Linked DNA regions of Mus musculus: all the other regions are linked to region 2. Evidence: chromatin loops called from intact Hi-C (ENCODE). Cell type or tissue: heart. All regions are shown on one strand. Each heading gives the region's core, and the rest is flanking DNA. Links, peaks and the distances in the headings are about the cores only.

Evidence for each region. A loop is a pair of places that touch in the nucleus more often than their neighbours do. Peaks named below come from ENCODE experiments on the same cell type or tissue, not always from the same donor. Only the 100,000 strongest peaks of a DNase experiment are listed, where the experiment ranks them.
Region 1: a loop joins it to region 2, with 5 times the contacts of the local background. A loop is called at or near these places in 15 of 42 quality-filtered maps.
Region 3: it touches region 2 in a loop (7-fold over the local background); 28 of 42 quality-filtered maps call a loop at or near these places.

Annotation. Positions count from the first base shown.
Region 1 is chr7:101,103,408-101,113,329 of GRCm38, forward strand. It overlaps Fchsd2 (FCH and double SH3 domains 2), which reads left to right and starts at 5,368. Exons shown (of 20, transcript NM_001146010.1): 1 at 5,368-5,632; 2 at 7,332-7,429. The coding sequence starts at 5,612. In heart, for the core only: CTCF peaks have their summits at 3,458 (motif pointing left) and 5,028; DNase peaks (open chromatin) are centred at 3,884, 4,204, 5,004, 6,314 and 1 weaker place; H3K4me3 peaks cover 3,510 bases; H3K27ac peaks cover 3,205 bases.
Region 2 is chr7:101,226,361-101,236,282 of GRCm38, forward strand. It overlaps Fchsd2 (FCH and double SH3 domains 2), which reads left to right. Exons shown (of 20, transcript NM_001146010.1): 9 at 7,512-7,634. Among named protein-coding and RNA genes, the nearest start is that of Gm50587, 27 kb to the right of the region's middle. In heart, for the core only: a CTCF peak has its summit at 5,324 (motif pointing left); no DNase peak of the experiment used is centred there.
Region 3 is chr7:101,056,556-101,066,477 of GRCm38, forward strand. It overlaps the pseudogene Gm5735. Among named protein-coding and RNA genes, the nearest start is that of Fchsd2, 47 kb to the right of the region's middle. In heart, for the core only: a CTCF peak has its summit at 5,013 (motif pointing right); DNase peaks (open chromatin) are centred at 4,046, 4,976 and 5,846; H3K4me3 peaks cover 630 bases; H3K27ac peaks cover 1,022 bases.

The DNA.
Region 1 (9,922 bases), core at 2,509-7,508, 120 kb before region 2:
TAAGGGAAGAAGCCATTAGAAAAGTGTCTTTAAGATTGTCAAGGAGCCAGAGCGAGGCGGAAGAGGGAGCATGCCGTCTAACGCAAATGTTTTGCTCTATCACTGAACTAGCATGCTTCCACCCACCTGACTTCCATTCCTTGATACCTGGTTTTCAGAGCTGTAATCACAGTGCAGCTAGTGGTGGAAGCTCCGTTCAGCATCCCACATAGACAGTCACTCAGCCTTCTCTGTTGCATCTAGACTGGCAGTCCTTAGCTTAGTCCTACTCAGCCCTTTATATATTCCATACACCTGACAGTTCATTTAGCCTGCACAGCAGTCCCCCTAAGAGGGAGAGAGGAAAAAAAAATCTGTTACTATCAGTCTGCAGAAATGGAAACTAGGACTGAAGTGACATGTCTGGAAGCAAGCACCTAACAAAGCCAGGGCCAGAACGTTCACCTGTCTGCCAGCTCCAACCATATCTCTGGGATTTATACTCCTGTCCTTATGCCCTCAGCTGTAATACTCATGGGCAGGAGCCCCAAATGACCAGGAAATTCGTTTTTCCATTGCCCACACCTTAAGGACTTGCCTCTGGACTTAGATCTCTGCTACTGCTACTGCCTGATAGGATCAGGCCTCTGACTTTCCTGGCCTTGTATGTCCCAGTGTGGTGACCTCAGGTTAAGCACTGAGATTGGGAGCTCTTTGGGACAGAGCTCTAGTCTCACCCCAGAGACCTACTTGTGACTAAGTCCAGAATAAAGACCTTTGTTGAGGAGCAGTTGATGGAATCCAAGGCTTGGTTCTGCTACCTACTCACTGGGTGCCGTAGGGAAAGCCCCTGCTCTATTCTGGTGGCTGGATTGGGATTCTGTCTTGAGAGCTCATTTGAGAAGACAGGTATAATCCCCTGGAGGGCTGTGGTGAGGGAATCCACTGAGAGAAGAACAAAGGGCAGTGGGGGAAAGGAAAGGTGACCAGGGTAGTAATGAGGCGAGAATGGGGCCCTCAAACCCAGTCATCTTCAGCAGTGCCTTCAGCTGGGCTTGCTGAGACCCAGGCAGGGAATGACCAGCCTCTGGATGCGCTGACAAGATTTCCTGCGCAGCCTGTGTCAAGGTGCGGGGGTAATGACAGAGAAAGGAAGCAGATAGGACTGTGGAAGTACGTGTGCAAGAGCAGTGTGTGTGTGTGTGTGTGTGTGTGTGTGTGTGTGTGTGTGTGTTTGTGTGTGGTGTGTCTATGTGTTTCATTGCAACATGGGCAAGAGGATGGAAGAGGCACCTATTGTAGCCACAAAAGGACTTCTGTATACTTTGCTTCCAGGAACTATTTGGAGTATCAGAGAAGCCGGCCTTCCAGTTCCCACTTACAGCTATATCAGGCCAGCTTCCCCCACCCCCTTTTATTCATACCCTCTTATTCAACTAAATAGAATTTGCCAAAACACCCATATGAATTCACAGTATATATCTTTGTTATCTTTTGTTAAATTGGATATTTTCTTTATTTACATTTCAAATGTTATCCCCTTCTCCCACACACACACCAAACCTCCTATCCTCTCCCCCTCCCCCTGCTTCTATGAGGATGTAGGACAGCTTTTAATCCTGGCTCTGACTTTAATCATCCCTTCAGGTGCTTATTAGTATTGCTTCAAAGTCAGAAGGATCCATACACCAAGGCTGGTTCTTTTATCAGTTCGGTGCCTCTGGATAGTTCTTGAGCCTCTGGATAGTTTATGTTTGAGTCTCAGTGTGTGAAAATGGGGTTGTATGTACTATAAGGAGATGTTGTGAGAGCAAAAAACAATGTAAAAAGCATGCTCATTTCCATGCCCGAAGCATGGAGGTAGGTACAAATGCTCACTCTTGGTATCTTTCCAGAGTCAGGATCCCATATGTGGTCTCTTTGATGGAAAGGGGCCAGTTACCTGTTACACAGCCTCGGGATGGAAATGCTCGCTTCCTCCATGGATTGATCTGCCTGGAAAACCTTCCTGAGACCTGAAAAGATTTGCTAATTCTGTCTTTGAAGGCACAGAGCATGCTGCTCTGCAGATTTCCCTTCAATAATCTAAGAGATCTTTCTGCTAGCAGTGTGCTTACTACTATGACAGAAGCAAAACTCTTCAAGTCCCCATACTCTCTGGAAGAGGGACACTTAAGTCAAGTTTCCAGAGATCACAGAAATCCCTTGCTCCGTCCTATATTTTATGCTTCCAAGTCTGCTGCTTTATTCCTGGTGACATTAGTCACCATTTTGGTTTTGTAATGTGACATCTGAGAGCAGCAACTTGAGCAAAGAAGGGTTTCTCTTGGCTTATGCCTTAAGAGGATGCGGATCACCATGGAAGCCACGTCAGTGGCAGCACAAGGTGCTCAGGCACATTGTACCTGCAGTCAGTAAATGGAGAGATTAAAGATGGTGCTCAGCCTGCTACCTCCTTTCCCCCCTTTTCATTCACCCTGGGGCCGTATGCAGGGTGAACTTGGAAGCATGAGAAGGGCAAATGACCTATCTCTTGTGGGTCTTAGGGTTCTTACTGTAGAAATGAAGAAAATAATATGTCATAAGGTTACTGTAAACATTAGCTTGAAGAAACCATAAGAAAGTTTAGGATTTGAAAAGGCACACTGCAAATTAAAAAAACTTAAAAAGATTTACTAGTTTTTGTGTACAAGTGTTTTGCCTCCATGTATGTGTGTGATTAGATGCAAGCCTGGGGCTTGCAGAGACCAGAACATGGCATTGGATCCTGTGGGCCTAGAGTTACAGTCAGTTGTGAGTGGTTATGCTGGGAATTAAACCTTAGTCCTTTGCAAGAGCAATAAGTGCTTTTAACTGCTGACCCCTCTCTCCAGCCCCACCTTCTTTCTGTCCTATCTATCTATCTATCTATCTATCTATCTATCTATCTATCTATCTATCTATCTATTGGGTCTCTGTAGACAATTTGGGCTGCCTCAAACTCATGATCCCAAGGGCTTGGATTACATTAGTAGATGTTTGAGACCATGCACAGTATCATTTACCGTATGCTCTAGATGAGCTCCAATATCCACTGAGTGCACAGCAGATCAGTGGTCTAGGAGATCCCAAATCTTCCAACATTCAGAAACTGTATATCCTCAGTATTCACTTCCAAGGACGTGAGGCAGGATAATCCCCGAGACAGAGCAGCTATGCCCAGGACTAGAATTTGGAAACCCTTGATCAGGCACCTGCTGCATGCAGGCCATCTGGGCAGGTGCTGTTATCCTAGCTTTTCCACTCAATAGTCTGGGACTGCGGGTGAATCTGCCTTGCTCACTTCCATACCCTAGTGTTTGGTGTAAGCTTCACATAAAGCAGGGTGGCAGCAAATATTTTACCAATGAAGGAATCAGTGAATGTTTGTTCAGTATTGACCATCTGACAGTGGTGAGGCTGAGAATAGGGCCACCTCCCGACCTCTAGTGGTTGTGCTTCAGAGGAGGTCAGGACTCTGGGTTCCCATCCACTCTTCCCTTGCCCCAGGCCTTCCTTGATCTGAATGAGGACACTGGTGGCAAATGGATGGCTTCAAGGAAACCAGAAACAGTAGAGTAGGCTTTGTAATTTATACACAGCTCTCAACTCTTGACTCCTCATCTCATCTGTTAGCATGTAGGTTAACTCAACATAAAACACCTGGGTAGGAGTTCATCTTCTGGTCACAGAGCCAGTAGGTTATCTGGTAAGTAAGTCATCCTGGTCTAGTCCAGTCTCATGGACTTCCTTTTTGGCCTGAACTGAGTTTCTGAGAACAGCTATCTGGGACTGCAAGTACTGAATGAAGTGGGGGAGGGGGGAGATCCAGCTCACACTGTGGCTGCCTGTGGAGCTGTGGCTCAAAAATAGTGCCTAGGAACGAGGAAGAAGGTTTTCTACTATTCCAAGCAACCCAAAGGGAGCCTGATACTCCTTGGGTGGTCTGGACAGAGTGAGAAGGTGCCTGATAGGACCCTGAGGAGAAAGAGCATTGTCATTGCCAGATGAGGTTGAGTTTATTCAAGTAGTTCAGGACAGGCAAAGTGAGTTGACCTAGAAGTCCTCCCTTCCAGACAAGGGCTTCCTTCAGAGGCTTCCTCCATGGCCCTTGCTGTCTCCCTATGGTTCTTAATCTCACCTAATCCTTTCCTCTGCCATGCTAGTGATGAACTCAGGGCCTCTCTGGCTGCTAGGCATGCGCCCTAACACCAAGCAAGATACCCCTCCTCACACTCAGCCCTTGGGATTCTAGGCATGCCATGTGACCTTGAGAATGGCTCCAATTCTCTGCGGACACCAGCCTTCCTATCTGTGATATGGGAGTGACCGATTCAAGAGATTTTCATTCTTTTCCTCAGTTGACTCCACGAGGTCTGGCTAAGTACTCTGGAATAGGGCATCCATTCCTTTGCCTGGCAATTTTAGGTTATTTCACCTGTCCTCCAATGGCATAGGTCTGGCACCTGCGGCTAGTTGTAAAAGGACTTGTTCATGCTAAATTTCTCAGTGCACGTTTAGCTGACTAGGAGGGAGGGTACGCTGAGGGACTGAGAGAAAGCAAAATCCCGAATCCTCTTAGGTACCTCCTTCCTTATTGCAAACAATCCCACTATGAGCCTAGCCCCCCTCGACTCCTGCCAAATTCCCACACAAACTGTGCAGCCGCAGATGCAGGCGGGAGGCGGGGGCGGCCTGTGCGCGTGCGTCGGAGCAGAGTCCTCTCCCTCCCACGTGCGCGCTCCCGGAGGAGTCGCGCGCCCCAGCGGGCTGGCGGGAAGGCGCGCGGGAAGCCCCCAGCTGCCTGCTCGGTGTGGGGGGAGGGAGGACGGGAAGCGTCCGGAACGTTCCATCGTCGGAGAGAACTGGGGTAGTTCTCGAGTCCCGTTCCCGTCCCCACCGTTCCCCTCGGCCGAACAATCCGTGAAGTTTCCCCCTTTCTCACACCGAGATCCGGAGCCCCGTGGCGCGGCCTGGCTAACCTCCCCCCCTCCACTCTGAAGCAGGCGGTGTGGCCGGGAGCGCATCCCCTCTGCAGCCGGAGCGGGGCGCTGTGGCGCGCGCCAGGGGCCGGAAATTCCCGCGGCCTGAGTGGTTGGCGGAGCTCTAACAGGGGAGCGTGGCGCCGCCTTCCTCCTTCCCGGGCCGGGCGGGGGCGTTGGGCACCGCGAGGGCCGGGCTGCCCGAGTGGGTGGGGGGCCGCCGCGTCAGCCAGCTGCAGCCGGGCCGCGGCAGGCGGCGAGCGCGGACGACGCGGCCGCTCCTCCTCAGCCGCCCGGCGAGCCGCGAGCCCCCCCCCCCCGGCGGCCCCCGCCCCCTGGCCGTCTCCGCCTCCTTCCCTCACACACCCCCCGGGCCGCCCGGGCCCCAGGCCTTCCCGGCGCTCCTCCTTCTCTCCACACTCGCTGCGACCCGGCTGCTCCTGCCGCTCGCCTGCCTCGCAGCCTCCGGGCCGATTCCTCTTCCTTCTCCTTCCCAGGCTCTCCTTTCACACACACACAAGCGCGCGCCCTGGCTTGCTGGGCCGCCCCATTTTCTCCAACCCTCCTCACCCTCACAGTCCTTTAAACGCCGCCGTCAGGGGTGGGCGGAGGATTGATGTCCCTTCAGCATCATGCAGCCGCCGCCGAGGAAGGTAAGGGCGCAGCTGGCGGGGGGCTTTGGAGATTTGGGGGGTGGCGGTGCGTACAAAGAACGCGGCTGGGGCGACCGCTGCGCCCCCTCCCCCTTCCCGCAAGGGACCGTGACCACTCTAGCTTCTTGGCTTGTCAGAGTTGCCGCCCGCCCCAAGCAGGGGGTCGCGTGTACGGGGTGTCTTTCTGACGGAGGGGCGGCCAGTGCTCCTCAGTACTAGGGAGGACACCTCCCTCCCCCCGAGACACTCGCTGGAGTTTTTTTTTTTTTTTTTTTTCTTTCGGGCATGCATGTGTGTGTCTGTCTGCATGGCAGTGCTGCCCAGAGCAAAGTGCATTCTCAGAGCTGTATGGGGGAGAGGCGGGGGAGCCCCTGCAGATTTGCAGAGCCTTGTGCGTGACGGATTGTTTAGTCTGCGCCAGGTTCGAGCCCTCCAGTCGCTTGTCGACACTCCACCCATTGGCAAATTCGCGGGGGGATTTGTTTCAAGTCTCGCCTCAAGATTTGGCCTTTTTTTCCCCCCACGGGGCTGCGGAAAAGAAGTTGGAACGGTCTCCGCCCTCCCACCCCAAGGGAAAGCAAATTAAGGATTGACGGGTCCTGCTTAACCCCCACCCCCCATCCCTTTTGCCCCGCCTCGGGCTAGGGGGCCAGGAAAACAGCAGAGCTTCCAGTACGAAATCCAGAACCTGGCGTTGCATGGTTTGAGCACTACGGTTGGGGTTTGGATGGCCTGGGTGGCAGTGACGGTGCTCTGGGGCTGCCAGCAACTCGGCTGCTCCCTTCTACACCTTTCCGCACTGCCAAGGCTGTGTCCTTGCCTTTTTAAATCTTTCAGATGGATACTAGGTATCTACTCTGAGCAGTGGGTAGAGACAGTTACATCCTTCCCTTGTGGGCAAACATTTGCCTTATGAGTAACTCATCATCTATGCTTCCCTTTCTTTTCTCTTCTTAATCTGATTTTTTTGCCCAGTTACTGATCCTCCCCCTTTCCCCCTGCACGTGTACCCCACCTCTCCATGTAGCTTTGCTCTGGTGGTCGGGATTCCACCACGATCACACACCAATTGAAATCCCAGGGTCCGGCCTGGCGAGGATGGCTCCAGCCAGCTGGCTTTGGCGGTTCTCTCTGTTTGAAGTGGGCTGCCACCCGGCCTGGCTTGCTGGGTTAGTTTAAAAGCCCTGCATATGCTGGAAGGTCACTTTTGCATTCTCCTTTGTGAGAAAGAGATTATGATTTGATGTGCTGTCAGAGTGGAGGGCATCATTCTGAGACTGTGTGCTTTCTTGCAGCCATTACGGAATATTTTATGTAGTTTATTCGTGAATATTATTTCATGATTGTGTACATTTTGGTCGCTAGGTATTAGGTACACTCATCTGTGCTCCCTGCTCCTGTGGTTAATGTCTGAATCTTTGGGAAGCAAGAGAAAGCAGAATGACAGTTTGCACCCCTTTAAACTGCAAATTTTTTTTTTGTATTTGTGAATTTTTATTCAGCCCCTGTCTTACATTCCCTGGCTAGTTTTTTTCATTAAACTTAGTTAAGTAATAAAATTGGATGGGAAATACGAACTTTTTGGTCTTTGGGGATAGGAAAACTAGAAGTATACATTCTAACAAATAGTGTCTTCTTTAAGTAATTTTTTTCCTTCAAATTGTAGTAAAAGCCTTCATAAATACATACTGTGTTTTAGGTGAAAGTTACACAAGAGCTGAGAAACATTCAAGGTGAGCAGATGACAAAACTTCAAGCCAAACATCAGGCAGAATGTGACTTACTTGAAGACATGAGGTAAGATTATAGTAGGAGCTGGAGAACTTCTGTATCTGCTGCCCAGAACCCTTGAGTGGCCAAGCCCTAGGATCTGATGATGGAATTTCCTTTTGGATTTCCTGCTTTCAGGCTGTAGAATTTCGACTCAGCTGGAAGTTAGAACAGGAACTAACACAGTTTAAATTCGACGTACACACACTGTAGAAAAATGAGGGCCTTAAGAGTCTTATCTGTTAGAGCTGGGCATGGTGGCTTATGCCTTTAATTCCAGCACTCGGGAGGCAGAGGCAGGCAGATTTCTGAGTTCCAGGCCAGCCTGGTCTACAAAGTGAGTTCCAGGACAGCCAGGGATACACAGAGAAACCCTGTCTCAAAAAAGAGTCTATCAGTTAGTTTGTAATCACTCAACTGGAAATTCTTACATCTTTTCACTGAGTTGCAAGTTATTTATTGGCTTTAACAATTCTAACATTTTAAAGCTGACACTTGTGGTTAGTGGTTAATATCTGGGATGAGCCAGTCACCCCAGATGAAGCTATACTAGCACTATTTGGCAAGTATTACTTTGTGTTTGAATGTGCAATTCAGTGAGAATGATATGTCATGTTTTAACTAAAGCTACCTATATTCATAACGGGAAACTCTGAATTTAATAGCTAAGGTCTTGCACTAACATTGTGAGAATGAATGTTATAACAGGGTAGTAAGATGGACATGGTGGCATGTATCTGGAATCCCAGTAATCCCAGTGCTCTGGAGGCTGAGATAGGAGCTTAAGTTCTGGGACAGCCTGGGCTATACAAGGAAACCCTGTTTCCAAAAAACAAAACAAACAAACAAACAAAAAAATCAAAAATCCAAAGGTACTGTAAAACATGAGTAGAAAGTAGGAATTGCTTTCTTTCTTTTTATATTTTGTTTTTTTGAGGCAGGGTTTCTCTGTGTAACCTTGATTGTCTTGGAACATAATCTGCAGACCAGGCTGGCTTTCAACTCAGATCTAGCTGCCTCTGCCTCACAAGCTCACTGAGACTAAAGATGTGAGCTGTCACTACTCAGTTGGGATTATTTTCTTTTTTTTTTTGTTTTTTTGAGACAGGGTTTCTCTGTAGCCCTGGCTGCCCTGGAACTCACTTTGTAGACCAGGCTGGCTTTGAACTCAGAAATCCGCCTGCCTCTGCCTCCCAAATGCTGGGATTAAAGATGTGTACCACCACGCCAGGCTGGGATTATTTTCTTTTTTTTTTTTTTTCCATTTTTTATTAGGTATTTAGCTCATTTACATTTCCAATGCTATACCAAAAGTCCCCCATACCCACCCACCCCCACTCCCCTACCCACCCACTCCCCCTTTTTGGCCCTGGCGTTCCCCTGTACTGGGGCATATAAGGTTTGCGTGTCCAATGTGCCTCTCTTTCCAGTGATGGCCGACTAGGCCATCTTTTGATACATATGCAGCTAGAGTCAAGAGCTCCGGGGTACTGGTTAGTTCATAATGTTGTTCCATCTATAGGGTTGCAGATCCCTTTAGCTCCTTGGGTACTTTCTCTAGCTCCTCCATTGGGAGCCCTGTGATCCATCCATTAGCTGACTGTGAGCATCCACTTCTGTGTTTGCTAGGCCCCGGCATAGTCTCACAAGAGACAGCTACATCTGGGTCCTTTCGATAAAATCTTGCTAGTATATGCAATGGTGTCAGCGTTTGGATGCTGATTATGGGGTGGATCCCTGGATATGGCAGTCTCTACATGGTCCATCCTTTCATCTCAGCTCCAAACTTTGTCTTTGTAACTCCTTCCATGGGTGTTTTGTTCCCTGGGATTATTTTCTTAAAGGAAGTTCGTTCCCTCCCTCCCTCCCTCCCTCCCTCCCTCCCTCCCTCCCTCCCTCCCTCCCTCCCTCCCTCCCTTCATTCCTTCTTGGGACAGGATCTTTCTGTTGTAGTCCTGGCTAGCCTGGAACTCACAGAGATTCTCCTCCCTCTGCCTCCAGGTGCTGGGACTCAAGGCATGCACCACCACACTTGGCCTGCCGCTTATTTAACAATCCTGTAGTACAAACTGACAGTTCAACAAATATTTTTGTAAAGGATAAAAGATGATTTGCATATTCAAATAGAGCAGGTCCAACCAATTCTTACTTATATAATAGTTATCAAATTGGAATTAAGTCTGTAAACCATTAGTTGGCAATTTTCCCCAGAGTGTTCCAGCATAATGTTTTATGAAAAACATTATCATGCAATGTTAGGATAAAATTATGTATGTTTTAGATAACTAAGCATTTTAAAGAGTTTATCCCCCCCCCCAAATGCTTACTTTAGACCTTTTTGTCTTGAGCATTTCTTCTATGCAACTGTCTTTGTAGGATTTCTAAGGCATATGCTGGCGTGCTGGCACACGCTTTTAATCCCAGCACTCGGGAGGCAGAGGCAGGCGGATTTCTGAGTTCGAGGCCAGCCTGGTCTACAAAGTGAGTTCCAGGACAGCCAGGGCTACACAGAGAAAGCCT
Region 2 (9,922 bases), core at 2,284-7,283:
AAGACAGAGGCAGGGGGACATCTTTGAGTTGAAGGCCAGCCTAGTCTAATGAGTGAGTTCCAGGACAGCCAGGGCTGTACAGTAGAATTCTGTCTTAGGAAAGAAAACAAAGTAAAATAACTATGCTGGAGTTTAGTTTAGTGACAGAACATTTCTCTAATATGTTAGAGCATTAGGTTGGATCCCTCAGCACTGCCCAGATAAATAAATACTGAGAGGATTTGGCAACAAAGCTGAGCTAGTAGAAGAGTCTGTGAACTTAAAGGTAAATGTGTTGCAATTATCCTGTCCAAGAATGACTGGTTAATATTGGTCTGCTTTGAAAGACAATGCATAAGGTTTGGTGTGGAAGTATATGTCTCTTTCCCTAGCGCGTGAGAGGTAGAGGCAGGAGAATTAAGAATTCAAGTCCATGGTGTGGCCTGGTGGCACACATCTTTAATCTTAGCCCTCAGGAGGCAAAGGCTGGTGGATCTTAGTTAGAGGCTAGCCTGCTCTACCTAGCAAGTTTCAAGACAGCGAGGACTACACAGAGAGACCTTGACTCAGGGCAAGAAAAAGGAAAGAAATTCAAGTTGTACAAGAAGTTCAAGACCAGCCTTGACTACATGAAACCTGTTTACAAATGAGAGGGAGGGAGGAAAGGAGGGAGAGAGAGAGAGGGAGTGTGTCACAACACAAAACAATATGTATAAAGCATTGTGATGGTTTATAATGCAGCATATGTTTTTCACAGTAGTAATAACCAGAGAGGGGGAAAAATGGAGCAATATAAGAACTAATTTGCTGTATGCTGCTAATATTGTGCTGTATTAATCCAAACCAGATTGTTTTGAAATAAAATGCTACTTGTAATTTCCAGACACATGCTACAAACATCATTACTAAAAACATGATGTAAGAAATAGGTAATTAAAATAGCACATAAAATACCTCTTAACAGATTCCATGAGAAGCTATTATTTCATTTTATAGGTGAGGAAATTAGAATGAAAGATTACCTTACACCAACTCGTGACAGAGTCAGATTCAGAAACCAATCTGTCACTAAAATCCTTTACTATGGTAAAAGGGAAATCATTGAAGTTTTCTGGTTAAAATAGTTCAGTTTTATTATTGCCATCTTCTTTATAAGTAACATTCTTTTGAGTGCATTTGATCAAGAAGCTTGAGTATTTTCTAGAGTGACGTTGCTAAGTGGTGGATCTAGGGTTTTAATGCGTGTTATGTGGTAGGGGACTTGCAGCCTGTGTCTTCCAGGATTGCAGCACACTGGAGATGGCCACAGTAGTTGGGCAAATCTCTCAGCCTGATATCTCTTCCTGCTAGTGGGTACTCAGTAGAAAGTACAACTTTTAGAAAAGCAATATTAGAGTCTTTCCTTGCTTTGCTTTGTAACTCAAAAACTATCTTATTTGCTTCTTCTTCACAGAACCTAAAGTAACTCAGAGCTTTTAAGTGAAATGACCAAGTATAAAACTAGATAAGGTATTTCTAATTTTACTTCATATCACTCGGCAGATTGAGTCATGGGCTAAGATATTTACACTTAAGAAATGCAGCCCAGGACTTGCTTTAATTTCTTTAGATTTTAGATTTATAAAAGGTTAATTTTTTTTTATTTACTGTTACAATTTGGGGACTTCTGAAAACAGATAAAAGCAAGTTGACTATCAGTGTTTTTCTTCCAGTGTCAGCAGAGGAGGACTGAAGGATTTCATGATTTAATTTTAAGCTATCTTACATTTATCATCTTGATATTTATTTCCTTGACTTTTGCCCAGCACTATTTTAGAAATGTCCAGTGGTCTCAGAAAAAGAGGAGCTTGTTTTTCTAGTCAGCTTGAAGGAAGATCTCAGGGTAATGCTGAGTACAGAGTCTGACCTTCCTGAATCTAAATAAGGAGGCCACTGTTTAAAGTTCTCTCTTAAGGGGAAATTACATCAAATGCTTAGAAAAAAAACGACATGTTTTTTTCTCCTAATTCCTAGCTCATCATAACTTTCCTCTTGAGCAAGTTCCAAGAAATTCATACTTTTCCTGTAAAGCACATGTTGAGTAGAGGACACTAGAATTCCATTTCTCATTTTGTCTTTATGATGCCCCCCTTTTCCCTTCCTATTTGAATACTTGCCCTTATGAACTTGTATTCCATACTCAATAGATGTTAAAGACCATGCAAATAGAATGAGTTAAAAAAAAAAAAACAGAAAGAATATGTAGAGAAACATTTCCATTTAGTCTCTAGCTAACCACAAAGAAACACAGCTGCTTAAAGACATTCAAATTCAGTGCTTTTGGGTTTTTAAATGCCGTTGGACTATTCCTATGTCCTGACTTAAGGCTTATGGTTTCTCAATTTAAGTATTACAGAATTCTTTTCCTAAATATTTGTATTAAGGGGATGAATAGTTGGTTCCACAGTTAGGAACACTTCTTGATCTTACAGAGGACCCTGGCATGATTCCCAGCACCTACATGGTGGCACACAACCATCTGTATGTAATTTTAGTCTCAGGAGTTCCATCACCTTCTTCTGATCTCCGTGGGCACTGGGCTTGCACATAGTACACATAGATACATGCAGCCAAAACACTGATACACATAAAATAATTTTAAAAGCCACTGAAAACTCATATTAAATAGTCAAAAGTTTTGAAAGATACACTTGGATGACTTACCTACTAAAGTTTTAAGTATTAGAGGCAATCCAGGAAGTCATACAGAGCACGTAAATTACTATTCACATGAACCATCACTATGTATGCCCATGTCACACCTTCAGAGTTTTGCTTCTCCTATCGTTTACCATTTAAATAGTTCTTACTTTAAGGGAACAGGGTGATGGCACAGTAGGACCCAAGTACACATGCCAGCACCTGCATTAGGCTGCTTACAGTTGCCTGCTCCAAGCAGGGGATCTGATACCCCTAGTCTCCATGAGCATCCACAGATACAAATAATTAAAAATAATTTTTAAGAATAGTTTTTACTTTAAAAATTTAAGAAACATATTATCATTTGTATTTGCTTGATCAACTTTAAAATAAAAAATTGTCTACTATAGGAAGCAGAGGAAGCCCTGAGTGTGTGTAGTCCTGGGTGAATGTGTAGTGTCAACATGGGCACAGCCATGCCAAGGTCTCCAAGGCCTTGGACCCATGGGAAATTGTCAAAGCCATTGCCATGTGGGCCAGGTTCAAGAGGGAAAAGCTTTCCTCCAGAGTCTTGTGTGTAAGGAAGTGACCTCTGAAAGCAGCAACTGAAGCTCCCTCCTCCCAGATATTTACAGCCTCAGCCTGACTGCTGTTTACAAGACTAGCCCCTCCCCACGTCCAGTCCCTAAAAAACACACTGAGGTTCTGAGTTGCCCACGGTAGCAAGTAGTAGTACCCCATCTGACCCCTGCTTTGCTGTGTGTTGTCTGTGCGTCCTTTCTTCATTCCCTCACCATCCCTAGTCAGGGTTTCAGGACCCAAGACAGTAGGGTCTCAGCAGTCTACTATAAGGCTTTTGATCTGTGTTGAAGAGGAATAAAAATATAGGAAGGCAAAGTATTAATTATTTATAATCAATTATCAGTGCAAATCAAGGTTTTTCTTATAATATAACCAAAAGACAGAGTTTGGAATATGGTTGATATAAACTATAGTTATTTTGTAATAATAAAAGGGAAAAAGAAGGCAACGTTTTATTTAGTGCACACACACTTTTTTTTTTTTAAGTTTAGGACCTTCCACATCGTACAGTTTGTGAACTCAGTTGCTTCTCTTTTGCTGTAATACCATCAGGCTTTTCAGTCATGAGGGCTAATGTGGATTCACCCATAGTTTTAAACCTATAAATTCTGATCCAATACGTTACTTATCAAACAGTTATTTGCTGAACATTGTCAGTATTTCAGGCTCCATGTTTGACCCTCAAGATTCAATGCTAAACAGACTGGCATGGCCCTTCCTGTTCATAGAGTTCAATAACCAAAAGAAGGACAGGCAAGCGTCAGAAGCACAAGATAAAGCCACGAGGTAAAAAGACAAGAACCATCCAGAGTTCACAGCGATCAAGAGAAGCCCTTAAGGCTGAATGATAATGAGCAAGGCAGGGAGAGAGGATGAGGAAAGGGCCTGTGACATGTGACATGTGAGCTCAGAGGCAAGAGAAGTGCTGGTAGAGCTCAGAGAGGCTTAGTTTAGGGAAAGTGTTGCAGGGAAGGGAAATGGCAAACAGGTGAACAAGGGGTCAGACAGAAGCCATGTCCAAACTATTCGGTCAGTGGTAAAGTTCAAAACAAACAAAACCTATCCTGAACATAATGCCTGGCCAGGGAAGAGTGTTGAATAGTCAGTCATATAAAATACAAGTCAGGGGTATCCTCCCTGATGCAGTGCGAAGTGGGATGTCAGGACCAGGCATGGTTACATATACCTTTTATCTGAGCACTCCAGAGACAGAGTCAGGCAGATCTCTGTGAATTTGAGACTAGCCTGGTATTCATAGTGAGATTCAGACCACCCAGGGCTATGTAATACTATCTTGAAAGGAAATGGGTTGGCAGAAATAACTGGAATAGGAAATTGCTAAGAAATAACAAAAGAACTTGGTAGGTTAGCAGTATAGCTCTGTGTTAGAGTGTACACTTTGCATGTGCGAAGTGCAAAGGTTTGATCACTAGCACTGCTAGTTAACTGTTAAAAAGCTTTGATTTCTTTCCTTTCTTCCCTGTTTTCTGGTACTCATACTCAGATAGCTAGTATAATGCCTAAGTACAGTTGACACTCAATAGCAATATCATTCAGACTACATAGGAATATAGTTCACCTTAAACTGCACGCCTTGTTCATGATACCTATATTATCATGTCTTGTATATAGGTAAAATGAGCTATTTCTTCCAAACAAGATTATTAGGATGAGCTACTAAGAATATTTCTAAGTCAAAAACTTCATATCAGAAAACATGTCTCTTTTTAAAACAAATTCATGAAAATCATGATTTAAGGTAGAAATTTTAATTCCATCTCAACACACTACAGTGTCCAAAATGTTCATAACTATTTGAAGTTTATATTTAAGGCATTTCTAGTATAGGGGAATGCCAGGGCCAGGAAGTTGGAGTGGGTGGGTTGGGGAGCGGGGGGGGGGGGGAGGAGATAGGAGATTTTTGGAGAGGAAACTAGGAAAGGGGATAAGATTTGAAATGTAAATAAAGAAAATATCTAATTAAAATTTTTTAAATATATTTAAGGCATTTATTTGCACTGCCTGTTTATAGTACTCAATGGTGCCATCTAGTGGTAAAAGAAGATTCAGCACTATTACTCTGCTTCGGGGACAGGTTTTGTTTTATTTCAAGTCAATTTTATATTAAAAGCTTGATGTAAAAGCCAGACACAAAGTACAAAAATAATTATTGTAAAATTTATATACATGATTCTTATAAATAACATACTAACATACAAGGAATAAAATAAATAAATAACATTCAAGGAATAAAAGAAAGAAGAACAATGTTAGATATCATAATTTAGCCCTGACTGTCCTAGAACTCAATCTGTAGGTCAGGCTGGCTTTGAACTCAGAGATCCCCTGCCTCTCCCTGAGATTAAAGTGCTGGGATTAATGATGTATCCCTCCACCACTTGGTTTAAAACACGTTTTTCAAAAGATACTTGAGAAAGTGAAAAGAGCAGCCCATAAAATGAAAGGAAATATTTACAAATTATTTATCTTGCAAAACTCTGCTATATACAATACATAAAGAGTTATTGCCATTTGAAATCAGAAATAGACTCCAACTGAGATGTATGAAGCAGAGGCTGGAGATGTAGCTCAGTTAGTGAACTATTTGGCCAGCAGTTCAGTTTCTATTACTGTATAAACCAGGTGTGGCAGCACATACCTGGAATCTCAGGTGGAAACTAAAGGGTCAAAAGCTAAGGGTGGGCCAGTGAGATGGCTAAGTGGGTAGAGGCACTTGTGTGCAGGCCTAACAATCTGAGTTGGATCCCCAGATTCTGCAGCACAGCGGGGAAAAAAAATCAGAATTGTACTCTGACTGCCACATATGCACCATGATGCATGTATGTCTTCTGTAAGTAAATATTTTTCTTTGAAAGTTGGAAGTACTTTTAGTTGTATTACAAGTTCAAGTGGTGCTACAGGAGACCCTGTCTCAAAAAAAAAAAAAAGCCAAAGGTTTGAATTAGATAATTCGCCATAGAAAATAGATCAGTATATAGCAAAACATGTAAGGGACTCACAGACAAGTAACTCCAGTCTAAGGAGATCTGATGTTCTCTTCTGACTGCCATGAACACTGTACACTCTATGTGTGTACAGACAGACATTCAGGCGAACACTCATCCACATAAAATAATAAAATATCAACAATAATACCAATAAAGAGCACAATGAATAACACACACACACACACACAAATAAGTGGTGGCAAGGACACAGAGAATCTTCATGAATTGTTGGTTGATAGGGTGCAGCACTCTGGAAAACAAAGTTGCCATATGGCCAAAGGCAGTTCTACTCCTGTGTGTCTCCCCTGGGAACTAGAAGCAGGTGCCAACGCTAAAATAAAGGTAGAAGTGAAACTCTAAAACAAAAACATTTTATTTGGACGTAACAAAAAAATAATACTGCAATCCAGAACACATGCACACACGCTGAAATGACCTCTAGAATGTCTAGGAAACAAAGGAAGGTTTGGCAGCTTTGTTGAGACAAAGAAATTTGAAAGCCATTATGAAAGAAAGCTCATTGGCACTTTGTGTGTTTGAGAGAACTAGGGAGCTCTCATTGGAGAGCAGCAACAGTCACTGTGCAAAACTAGCTCCGTGACAGTTTTGTTAATTGATGAGAAGAGAAAAATGTAGATTTTTAAAAGATAAGGCTGCTGTTTTGATAGTTTGGAATGGCAGGAAAGTTCTTAGAATATCTATGAGAGCTGAGTGTTTTCCCTTTGACCTCTCTAAGATGTGCGTGACGGGAGTGTAATCTATGTAGACAAACACGTGGGCATAAATGTTCATGACATTTTATGTTTTCTCTCAGATTGCTCTGTAGCAAATATATACTAAATCCTAATTCTACCACTAATGGAGGAGACTTGTGTTTATTGTATATGTGTTCCAGGCTCTGTGCCTGGATTCTTTCTTTCTGATAGTCCCTGTAAAATTCCTACATCTAATTGTCATGAAGTGGCTACAGAAGCAGATAAGCAAAGATCAGAAACTAGATGTTTTTGTCTCCAAAATATTCTGGTTTTTTTCCTAAGCTTTAGCAATATTAGATTTTTCCCCTTGTTGGTTGCTATTCATTAGAAATTCAGCACTACCCTAGTAACTGCTCACTGTTCACACGCTCTTATGTAATGCTCTATGCCTTTTGTCAGTTTATTAATAGGTTTTGAAATTGAACATTTCTACATTTTTAAAGACAAAGGAATTATGTGCCAAAGCACTATCATAATTTTTGGCTTCTATAATATTCCTCTCTTTCAGGCTCTTGATGGAAACGTGTATGACCACCTCAAGGATTATTTAATAGCCTTCAGCCGGACCGAGCTAGAAACTTGCCAAGCTATACAGAATACATTCCAGTTTTTACTAGAAAACTCCAGCAAGGTAATGTGTCTTTAATGCAATGACTAGTATTGCCATGTCATAATCTAAAGCTCTTTCCTGAAGATACTAATAATAGTAGAAACATGTTTTAAAGGATGTAGTTCTGAAAAAAATTCTCCTTAACAAAGTGAGAGAATGGGACACTTTCTGGATGAGTTGAATGAAAGGGGGGACATGATGCACAGACTAACTTAGCCATCAGTCTGTGGCCATACATATTGCCTTTGAGAAGAATCAGTGAAGAATGGCCTGCTCACAGGAACTTCAAATCCATTCAACTCAGTCATTAAAGAGAACAAGGTCATCTATCAATGCAGACAGTAAGAAAAATGAGCACAGGGAATGTAGCATGTGATAATTAATTTAAAAATAAATTCTACAGTGCCTTGGAGTTTAGTTTTTTACAAATTAAACTCACTTTCTATATGCTGTCATCCTTTGGTAATGATCTTTTCATTTAAACTATTGATCTATTAACTTTGCCAGCATGCCACACTGAATATACAAAGAAAATAAATATGATTATCTTTTCTCAGACTCAGATAAATTATGTTTATTTTTAAGGGTGGTGAATCTTTGCTTTAGGAGATAAATTATGTAAATGTTACTTTTCTTTCTGGAAAATGCATTATGAATATTTCCTGACTGTATCCATTTTAAAATATATACATTCTATCTAGATCTACTACTTCTAAGACCTAAGTTAATCCTTTCCTTTCCTTCCCTTAATCCTTCCTCTCCCTCTTCCTCCCTTCCTCCCTCCCTTCCTTCTTCCCTTCCTTCCTTCCTTCCTTCCATCCATCCATCCATGAAGGAGAATGAGAACTGAGTCATGTCTTTAGAAACTGTTTAGGAATCAGGGTATCCATTTTCACATGACAGGAATGAGAAAAGCACACAGATTCTTTATCCTGAACACTTCCCAATGCAAGTGTTCTTGTCTCTGTGTGCCTGAGCTCCTGATCCTATGGTAGAAACACATTACCGGGGCTGCGGGGAGCTCAGCAGCTAAGAGTACTTATTGCTCTTTCAAGGGGTCCAGGTTCAGATCCAGCACCCATGTGGTGGGTCGCTTATAACCAACTATACTCCAGGTCAAAGGGATCTGACCTCTTTGACCTCCATGGGTACTAGACATGCACATGTTGCACATAACACACGCATACAGGCAAAACACTCAACCTTGTAAAATCAATCAATCTACATTACAAATTTAAAGAAGGAAAAGTATTTAAGATGCCAAGTTCCCAGAACCCATAAAAGATGTAAAAACATTGATGTGTAGAAAGAAGGATGGATGAGTAGATGAATATGTTTTTGAAAGAAAAAGAAGAAAAAACTTAATCTTGGAATTGTGGTAATAAGTATACAGGTGTTCATTGTGGATATCTGTTTAGTCTATTGATTGATTTATTCATTCATACAATCATTCCTTTGTTTTTGAGACAGAGTCTCACAGTGTAGCTCTGATAGACCTAGGACTCAATATATAAACCAGGCTGTCCTTAAACTCACAGAGAGATCTACCTGCTTCTGCCACCAAAGTGCTGGGATTAAAGGTGTGCTCTACTACACTTAGCCAGTTCTTTTAATTTTAATATATGTGTTTGAAATCATAAGATAGTATTAGAGTAAAATGTCTATAAAACCTTACTGATTTTGTTCCTTCTGCATAATAATGGTTTTTGACTACTGTAAATAAAAATTAGTGCTTAATGGTCAATTCGGGTTTTCTGAAAATTTTTTCATCTTTTGCTGTATTTTAGTACATCCTGGCAGTTTTCATTTTCCTATAGAGTTGTCCACTCACCAGGTATGGTGGTGCCCATCTTTTAAGAGCCTGTGTGTCTCTGAGGCCATCTTGCTTGCACTTTATTTTTGGTGACACTTACCAGTCAGTTTTATTAATTTTGACAGAAATACTTTTTGTTTTGTTTTTCAGTGATCTGTTTCCTCAATTATTACCTTATCTAAAGTATTTCTTTCTATATTCTTAAGTGTTCTTGCTTTTGCTTGAAAAACTTATTTTTCTTATTTTCAATCAATTAAATACAAACACACACACCCTACTCCTACTATAATCTGATATGAGAAACTTTTATTCTTATTTCTCCACCTTCTCCCTGAATTTTGCATTTAGTGTGGATGATGTTTTTCATTTCCAGCTTTACTGGAAACTGTAATCTGCTTTTATTCTAATTTTGTCAGGTTATCTTTTGGCAGGATTCTTTGAAATTTCTTTACTTTTTTTTTTTTTCAAGAAAATCTCACTATTTTTAGTTTATAAG
Region 3 (9,922 bases), core at 2,986-7,985, 170 kb before region 2:
GTTTCCTGAGCGGCTCTGCCAGTGCCTGACAAATACAGAAGTGGATGCTCACAGTCATCTATTGGATGGAACACAGGGCCCCCAATGAAGGAGCTAGAGAAAGTACCCAAGGAGCTGAAGGGGTCTGCAACCCTAAAGGAGGAACAACAATATGAACTAACCAGTACCCCCAGAGTTCCCTGGGATTAAACCACCAATCAAAAAAAAAAAAAAAAAAAAAAAAAAAACGTGGTGGAACTCGTGTCTCTAGCTAGTACATATGTAGCAGAGGATGACCTAGTCAGTCATCAATGGGAGGAGAGGCCCTTGGTCTTGTGAAGGTTCTATGCCCCAGTATAAGGGAAAGCCAGGGCCAGGAATGGGTGGGTTAGGGAGCAGGGCGGGGGCGGGGGGGGGGGCGGAGGGGATAGGGGTTTTCAGAGGGGAAACTAGAAAAGGGGATAACATTTGAAATGAAAATAAAGAAAACATCTAATAAAATAAAGAAAAAAAAAAGAAACTAAACCAAACCAAACAAACAAACAAAATGTGGAAATACTGGCAAGTCATATATCTGAGTGATTTTTATCTAAAATATGTAAGAACTATTAGAATCGGCTGGGCGTGGTGGCACACTCCTTTAATCCCAGTACCTGGGAGGCAGAGGCAGGTGGATTTCTGAATTCGAGGCCAGCCTGGTCTACAGAGTGAGTGAGTTCCAGGACAGCCAGGGCTACACAGAGAAACCCTGTCTCGAAAAAAAAAACCCAACAAACCAACAACAAAATAATAATAAAATAAAATAAAAAATAAAGAACTATTAGAACCAATAACGAACAGCAAGTCAGGTTTAAATGGGCAAAACATCTGATGAGCATTTCCAAAGGTCATGGGCAATAAACACATGAAAAGATGCTTGATTCTTGCTAACTAACCATCTGGGAAATGCAATTAAAACCACAGTGGAAATCCCCCTGTTCCCCCTGAGGATAGCCATAATGAAACAGTGCGTGGAACAGCTAAGGTTAGGGAGGAAGCGGGGAGATCAGAAGCCTAGGAGATTCCTGGCTGGTGTGTAAGACTGTGCCGTTATTATACTTTGAGGGCAGAAAAGTCTAGGAGTTCCTCAAACAGTTAACACAGAATGAGTGTAGAAAGCCTGAACAGTTTCCCTCCTAGGAGGGTCACAGTCAAAGACAGCTTGGTTGTTCCACATCCCCAGGACAGATGAAAAGATGATGCTGGCCGGGATGGGGGAGGTGGTTCAGCAGTTAGGCATGCATGTTGTTCTTCACAAGGGCTTGAGTTGTCAGCTGCCTGTCACTCCAGCCAGTCTCCAAGGGCACCCATGCACCCACCGCAGAGGCTTACACGCACATGGCATATGCTTGCACAGACACATATGTGTTAATACAAATAAAAAAATCTTTAAAATGATAATGTCTCGTCCCTCAAAACCAGAACACTCTCTCTCTCTTTCCCTCCCTCCCTCCCTCCCTTCCTTTCTTTCTCTTTCTTCCTTTCTTCTCTCTTTCTTTTTTTATTTTCTTTATAATTATGTGTGTGTTTGTGTGTTCAAAAGTATCCATGGAATCCAGAAGAAGTTAGATCCCCTGGAACTGGAACGACAGGCAGTTGTGAGATTCGAGATGTGGGTGCTGGGAACTGAATTCAGATCCCTTGCACGAGTACGACTTGCTCTTGTCTGCTGGCTGACTTCTCCAGCCCCAAGGACATCAGGGTTTCCAGTAACATTACTCAGGATAGTAAAAAACAAATTAATAAAATGTGGACATAACCCAAATATGTGTACACTGATGAACAACTGAACAAAATGTAGCACATCCAGGCCCTAGACCATTACAGGTCCTGAAAGGGGATGAGGTACTGATACATGGTATGAAACAGGTGGATCCTGACACTGTAAGGTGGGTCACAAAAGATCCCATTTACATGAAAAGTCCCGAATACGTAAATCTGTCAAGATAGCAAATAGATTTGTGGTTGGTTAGGGATGAGGGGCAGGAGGCAGGGAGGCAGGGATGGGGAGTGCTTTCTAAAGAGTGTGGGGGTTTTTTGTGTGGTTTTTTTTTTTTTTTTGAAGTTCAAGCAATGATCTAAAATTGAATGTAGTGATGATTCTGTATGACGATGGATATTTTGAAAGCAGTGACAGCCAGACACAGTACAACACAACTGTTGTCCCAGATGCTAGAAAGCTGAGACAAGAGAATTGAGTGGGCCTAGGATATTTACCCATTTACTTTCTTTCTGACAAGGCCTCAGGTACCTCAAGATGACTCTGAGCTTCTGATTTGACATCACGTCCCAGATGCTGGGGTTACAGGCACATAGCAGTTAGGGCTGGAATCCTGAGCCTTAAGTGGACTAAGCAAACATCTAGCAATATAGCAAGACCCTGTCTCAAACAACCTGTAACCCCAGCTACAGGTCTGTGTGTGTGTGTGTGTGTGTGTGTGTGTGTGTGTGTGTGTGTGTGTGTGTGTGTCTGAAGCAGCCTGTCTGGGTTACAGGATGAGTTCATGGCCACTTGGAATAATTAGCAAGAATCTCTCTCCAAACAACAACTCGGGTTGCTAGCCCTGCAGAGTGCATGTACCCACTGAGCCGTCTTCAGCCCCTCTGTAATTTCCTATTTGTCTTTTAAAGAAATACAATCAATCCTTAGTGTACATGGAGGACTAGTTCTAGGTACCCGGATGGATGGCTGTTCAAGTCCCTGCTAAGAGCTGCCAGAGTGTGTGCATACAGCTGTGCGTACTCCTCAGTAGAATGCAAATCATCTCCAGATTATGTGTGACACCTAATGCAATGCAAATAGATGCCACACTGCATTGTCTAGGGAATAGTGGCAAGAAGTCAAAGTCTGTGGATGCACAGAATCATCTGCATATTGAGCTTCTAAAGAAGGGGTGGCCTGAGTCTGTGAAAGGAGAACTGAAAATTCGGATGGACGATTAATACCGTAATACCAGCAGCAGGAAGTTAAGGTGTAGGGTGACAGATTGCATATATATATATGCATACATATACATATACATATATATAGATATATACATACTCCTATTTTATGAATTTTCTTCAGTGAACAGAGAAAAATGAGAGGTAAAAAAAGTGCTCGTGTATGGGGCTGGAGAGATGGCTTAGTGGCTAAGAGCATTTGCTGCTCTTGCAGAGAACCCAGGTTCTCCTGGCCTCTGAGGGCACCTGCAAGCACATGACATACATACTGAGAAGCAGGTGTGTGCACGCACATAAAATTTATAAAGCTAAATGCCAGTTTAGATGGAGAAATAAAGTAAGCAACTGTTTTCATTTTAAAAGAAGGAAGAGAGCCAGGTGGTGATGGCATACTCCTTTAATCCCAGCACTTGGGAGGCAGAGGCAGGCAGATCTCTGTGAGTTTGAAGCCAGCCTGGTCTACAGAGTGAGTTCCAGGACAGCCAGGGCTACACAGAGAAACCTTGTTTTGAAAACAACAGCAACAAATGGAAAAGGAAGAAGGGGGAGGCAGGGAGAGGAGGGGGGAAGGCGGGGGGGGGGGGCAGGGTGGTGGTGGAAGAGAGGTGTGTGTGTGGGAGTTCTTGGTAAAGTTATTTGATTCTTAGCACAAATACAAAAGTAAAATCAAAGCAGCCACATTTACACTCACAATGCCTTCTCCATGCTTTAAGAATGCTTATGTTTGAGCATCTGTGTGGTGAGGTGTGTTAATCTGGTAGACTTGTATGTGAGAGCATGGGTGCACGTGTCCTTGCACTTGCAGGGAGGCCCGAGGAGAACGCAGAAGAATGTCCTAAGCCTTTCCAGACAGGGTTTCTCACTGATGGGCAAGCCCCAGGGATCCTTTTGCTTCTACCTCCCAGAAGCTAGGGTTATAGGCTAGATATAGATAACTCCAGCTTGAGGGGTTTTTATCAACTTGACACAAGCTGGAGTTATCTGGGAAGAGGAATCTTAGTTGGTAAAATACCTCCATCCTATTGTCTGTAGGCAATTAATGATTGACATGGGATGACCCAGCCCAATGGGGCAGGGCCATTCCTGGGCAAACGGGCATTGGTGGTATAAGAAAGCAGCGAGCAAGCCCCTGCCGAGCAAGCCAGGAAACAACATTTCTTTGTGGTTTCTGCTTTAGTTCCTGCCCCAACTTCCTTCCAATGAAGTGCTGTAAGCTGTAAAAAAAAAGAAACCCTTTCCTTCCCAAGTCGTGGTATTTCATCATAGCAACAGAGACCTATGTTAAAAACAAAACCAAAAAAACTTAGTGATGGAATCTGAACCTAGGTCTTCATGCTTGTCCAGTGTTCTCACACACGGAGTCACCAACGGAGTCTCACGCGGCTCAGGCTGACCTCGAACTTCCAACATAGCTTGTTACAAACTTGGCCTCCTTATCCTCCTTCCTCTACTTGCCTAATGCTGTTACCAGCATTTGCCAACGCACCAAGCTCTCCATGGGTTTCACAGCCTGTTCCTGAACTGAGTACCATTCACTCTTGCAAGACAAAGGTTTAACTCCAAATCCGTGACCTCTACCCTGCAGGTCCCCATCAAAGCATCCCTGATTCTCATCCAGTAGAGTGGTCCTCTACTATTGTGCCTGCGGCCTCTACTATTGCGCCTCCGGCCTGCCTGCATGGAATAGCTTTTTTTTTTTTTTTTAAGTTCTTCACATTTTTATTCTTTGTGCACAAAGACTAGCATGATTGGTTCTGCTTGGTAATCAGTCGAACAATCCATTCAAGGTCGCTTAGTCCAACTTAGTCCTTAGTCATTCGCGTACTGCCGGAAGCACTGGCGGCACAAGTTCAGCCCGTATTTGCGGATCAGACCGTGGCGGTTAGAGCAGACGCGGCAAGAGCGGGAACCCTGGCCGAACTTCCGTGGGTGACTCCAGTAGAGCTGCTGGTGACCCATCTTAGCATTTTTATCCCCAGTGCCCAGCTCATTCCTTCTATCCCCAGAGAGTTCTGAGTGGGATCTCCAGAGGGATTCAAGTCCCATGGATTGGACCCCAGGTGGCGCTGTCTGCCCGTGAAAGAGTCGAGGAAACCCAGAACCCGGAGCCTCTGGTCCCGGCAGCCAGCGATGAAACCTCAAATTCCAATCCTGCTTGTCCTCGCAACATCACCCCATGAAACATCATCCCACGCAACGCATCCATGCCTGGTTTATTCTCATTCTCTCTCTCTCTCTCTCTCTCTCTCTCTCCACCTCCCACTTCCCCAACCCCACTCCACCCGCCAAATGACAACTTTCAGGAGTTGGTTCTTCTTCCATCCTTCGGGTCCTGAGGAGCAAACTCAGGTTGGTTGGCTTTGCAGCAAGTAGCGTTATCCACTGAACCATCCTACCAGAACTCGGCGCCTGGTTTTACATTTCAGCATTTCAAGGCTGGATGCCAGAAGAAGTGGGTAACCCGCAGGCTATCCCAGCTGTTTCCTGGGGGACCTAACTTTCCCAGAAAATGGCATGAATATCGTTATTTCTTTCAGAATGCCACCTAAGTCTTTCTGAGGAGACGCTACTCCCCTATCTGGTACAAACCCTCTTACCTCCCTCCTTGTTGGAAAACATGGCTACGAAGTACAAGGTTCTGATTCTGAATCTAGCCCTGGTGTGCTCATTTCCCCAAGCTTTAGGGACCCTGTGTGTGACACGCAGACTAGCCCCAGCACTCTGGGCTACCAGTCCCCAGAATCTCTGCTGATTGAGAAAGGCAAGAGGTGTGGCCAGTCAGCATCTTGGCTAAGGGCAGGCTGCCCTGGAGTTGCCAGAAGGAAAACATTTTCCGGGAGCCGGAAGGGCTGGCAGAACCCAGGGCCGGGTGGAGAGACCACAATGGACCCTTGTGTGGTGGTTTAGCTTGGACTCACCCGCAGGCCCAGCTTCTAGGGCAGGGTGGGCCCTGTTTTCTGATCTGCAGCCAGACCCAGCTCCTAAACAACCCGCCCTGGGCCCAGACAGGAGCCAGAACTTTGCTTCAAGTCCAGAGGGTGTGAAGCACACAGGCCGGTGTCCAATGGCTTACTCTCCTCTGTCAGCCTTCCTGGAATCCTCCTGGCTAAAAAACTTCACATAAGCTTTGAAGGCCCATCTTCACAACCAGAAAGGCATCCAGCCCTGGGAGGTTTCTCCTTCAGGCCACCTAAGGGAGCTCAGAGCAGACCACGGTGTCCAGCCTGTGGTGACTTTGTTAATTATGCCTGGATTCTAGCCGGGCATGGTGGCACATGCCTTTAATCCCAGCATTTGGGAGGCAGAGGCAGGCGAATTTCTGAGTTTGAGGCTAGCCTGGTCTACAGAGTGAGTTCCAGGACAGCCAGGCTACACAGAGAAACCCTGTTTCCCAAAACCAAAAACCAAAAACCAAAAAAAAAAAAAAAAAAAAAAAAAAAGCCCAGAGTCCATCTTCAAGGCTTAGCTTCTCTACCCCAGGAAGCCTCAGTTTCCCCCTCTGCCAAGAGAGTTGGTAATTCACATCTGAGGGACAGAGATGCTGAGAGGGTATTTGAAGTGTCTGGCCTAGCCTCTGTCTCAGGAAAACACCCACCCAAGCCAGGCCAGACGGCTTGTGGCAGCCTGATGGTACTGTCAGAGATCAGGCCCTGGGCTCTGAATCTCCTCTGAAGCAGCGGACAGGAAGTCCTCCAGAGCACCCTGTGGACTGTACCCAACAATTCCCTTCTCTGAACCTTGAACTAATCATGCTTCAGGACAAAGGTCCTGCCCTTGTAAGCCTCTGAGTTGTTGCTGGGGACCCTAAAATTGCCAGGGTCCCACAGGCTCCTTCATATCAGCCATCACTGATTTAATCACAAAGGAGGTCTGGAGTTGCAGCTCAGCTGACAGAGGGATGAGCTAGCACAAAGCTCTTTAACCAGCACCTTTTAATGTTGGCTATAATGGTCTCAGAAACAAAATGTAAACAAACAAAACTGCCTTAAGTAGGCAATGGTGGCCTGTGCCTTTAAGTCCAGCACTCAGGAGGCAGAGGCACGCAGATTTTTTGAGTTCCGGGTCAGCCTGGTCTACAGAACAAGTACTAGGACACCGGGGATACACAAAAAAGAAACCTTGTTTCAAAAACCCAAAACAACAATCACACACACACACACATGCACACGCACACGCACACGCACTTCCTTAAGCATAGAAAGAGATCATACTTGAAGGAATTGCCGATAAGCTGATAACAGCCTTGCAGATGTCTCACGTTTGTTGGAACTTATTATGTAACACAGCCTGGCTTCAAACTCGTGACAGTTTTCATGCTTATGTGCTGACCTCCCAAGTGCTGGTATTGAAGGTATGAGCCACCACGCCCCACACAAATTGCTACTATTTAGAACAAGGAAATTAAAGGAGAAATACGAGATGTTGCACTTGGATCAAGTTTTAAAAGGGTTGAGATCTGAGAGGACAGGAACATAATGAAATGCAGAGATGTAGATTTCATGTCAGGCTGTGTAGCAGAACAGAGAACCTAGAATGTAGCGGGTGATTCATGTTGGCTGCTCTTTGGCACTTTGGACACATTTCTTAGGAATGTCAGGACCACAGGCTCAGCCCAGGTAAGCAGACCCAAAACAGGTCAAATGGTCATTATCCCTTCAGCATAAATAAGGCTGTGGCTTATTAATTCTAGGGCTATGAAGACAGTGACTTTGTGCCCCAGTGGAAATCATGGAGCTATCTTAGGTTTGAGTAAGAAGGCCAATAACACAGAGGACTGCTTCTGTTGCTAAGCAGTAAGAATGTGTTAGCAAGGGCAAGTGAGTACAGCTGGAAATACATGGATAGAGATGATTTCTAGCCATAGTTGGGTAGACCAGAAGTCCAAGAAACTTGTCTATGTTAGAAGAGTCTCTCTCTCTCTCTCTCTCTCTCCCTCTCTCTCTCTCCTTCCTCTCTCTCTCTCTTCCCCTCCTCTGAGTTTATTTGTGTAGGAGGGGTGACATTTGCCATTGTGCCCATGTAGAAGTCAAAGGACCACTTTCAGGAGTTGGTTCTTTGCCTCCATCACGTGGGTCCTGGGTGGAACTCGGGTTGTCAGGCTTGGTGACACAGAGCTTTACCTTCTGAGCCTTTGTGCCAGTCCCAATATCTTAAATAGCCTTCAGAGCTGAAGTTTCAGCCAAGAGTGCCTAACCTGAAACTACTGGGTGTCAACAAGCCAGGAACCAGGCTACCAGTTGTTTGTTCTTCGTGGCTTTATTGCCAGGTGAGGGTCAATGTACATTAGGAAAAAAAAAAAAAAAAAAAAAAAACCAAACCTGCTGTCAGTGGGAGGTACAGCCTGCTGTTCCAAGGTCACTTCTGTTATTGGTGTAAGTTGACAGCTGGAACCTGGTGCTGGAGTTTGACCCTGATTTCCTCTCTCCATGCGCCTTCACAATTACCAACTCCGGGGCTCAAACCCAATACAGTTTGAGAAGAGAGAAGGGCACAGGTTTGAGACATGGACAAACATTGGCTTGAGTCTTTAATTTGCTGTGTGGCCAAGAACAAGGTGCTTTGCTTCTCTGAACCTGTTTTCTCCGATTTGTTAATGTGGGCAAAAACATTTGCCTTTGAGGCAATTGCCTTTGAGGTTATCCAGATAAGAAAGGCCTTGTGTGTCACAGGCCTGTTGCATAACAGGGACTCTGTAAAAGGGACTGCTCTTTCCTCTCCCCAGGTGACAATGATGGGAAGGGAGCAGCCCTGGGCTGAGGGGTCAGGACACTTGGATCTGGTGGCTGGTTTTGTGGCTCTCACTGAGTCATCTGGAGAGACCTGCTTCTTTCTGCAATTCAGTTTGTTATTTGAAATATAAGGCAGAGGGGCCGGATGGTCCTGGTCTGTTTGTGTGTCACCATGGCACAAGCTAGAGTTTTCTGAGAGCGAGGGACCTCTAAGCAGCTCTGTAGGGCATTTTCTAGATTAATGATTGATGTGGGAGGACCTAGTCCACTGTGGCCATGCCACACCTGACCAGTGGGTGCAGGTAGCCTACGAAAGCAGATGGACACCTAGTTTGGTAGCACATGCCTTTAATCTCAGTACTCAGAAGGTGAGGCACAGGGATGTGTGTGAGTTCCAGGACAGCCAGAGCTACATAGAGGGACCATGTCTCAGAAAAAAACAACAACTACAAAAAGAAAGCAGGCAGAGCAAGCTGTGGGGAACAAACGACAGCAACGGTCCTCCATGGCCTCTGCTTCAGTTCCTGCCTCCAGGTTCCTTGTATTCCTGCCCTGACTTGCCCTCAGGACAGACTAAAGACTGTAAGCTGGAATAAGCCTTTCCTGCCCAACTTGGCTTTGGTCATTCTGTTTATCACAGTGATAGAAAGTAAGCATAAATAAATAAATAAACAAAGCTTGAGTGTGGCAGGAAATGGTCTATCTTGAGAGACAGGCCCCCAGCTTGAAGCTGGACCCTGCTATTGATGCACCAGATGGCCTAAGACATGCCCCTCTCCCTTTAGACTTCAATCTTCCCATCCCTGAAACTGCAGCAGGCTCTGAAGCCCCTTTAGCTACGATGATCTGGGTCCAAGGTTCCTACAGTGTCATATTCCCAGGTAGAGCTCCTGAGTCTGGGCTACCTGTCTGCTTGCTCATATCAACTGTCTCAGCTCTCGCCCTCTCCCTGTCAGAACTTCTGGACTTCGCCCTCACAGTCTCTACTTCCTCGCCTTATCCAAGACCAAAGAGGCTTGAGACTGTTCCCCGGTTGCTCTTCTTAGCACTGAGTATCTTAGAGTCTCTCTAGAAGCTTCTCCTTAGAAGTCTTAGGGTTTTCTCCTCCAGGAGCCCATTCACTTCACTTAATACATTGGATACTTGGGGACATGCCTATCCCAGCACATGGGGAGTGGGGAGAGATCCAGCGTGGCTCTTATGTGAGTTCCAGGATAGCCAGAACTACATAG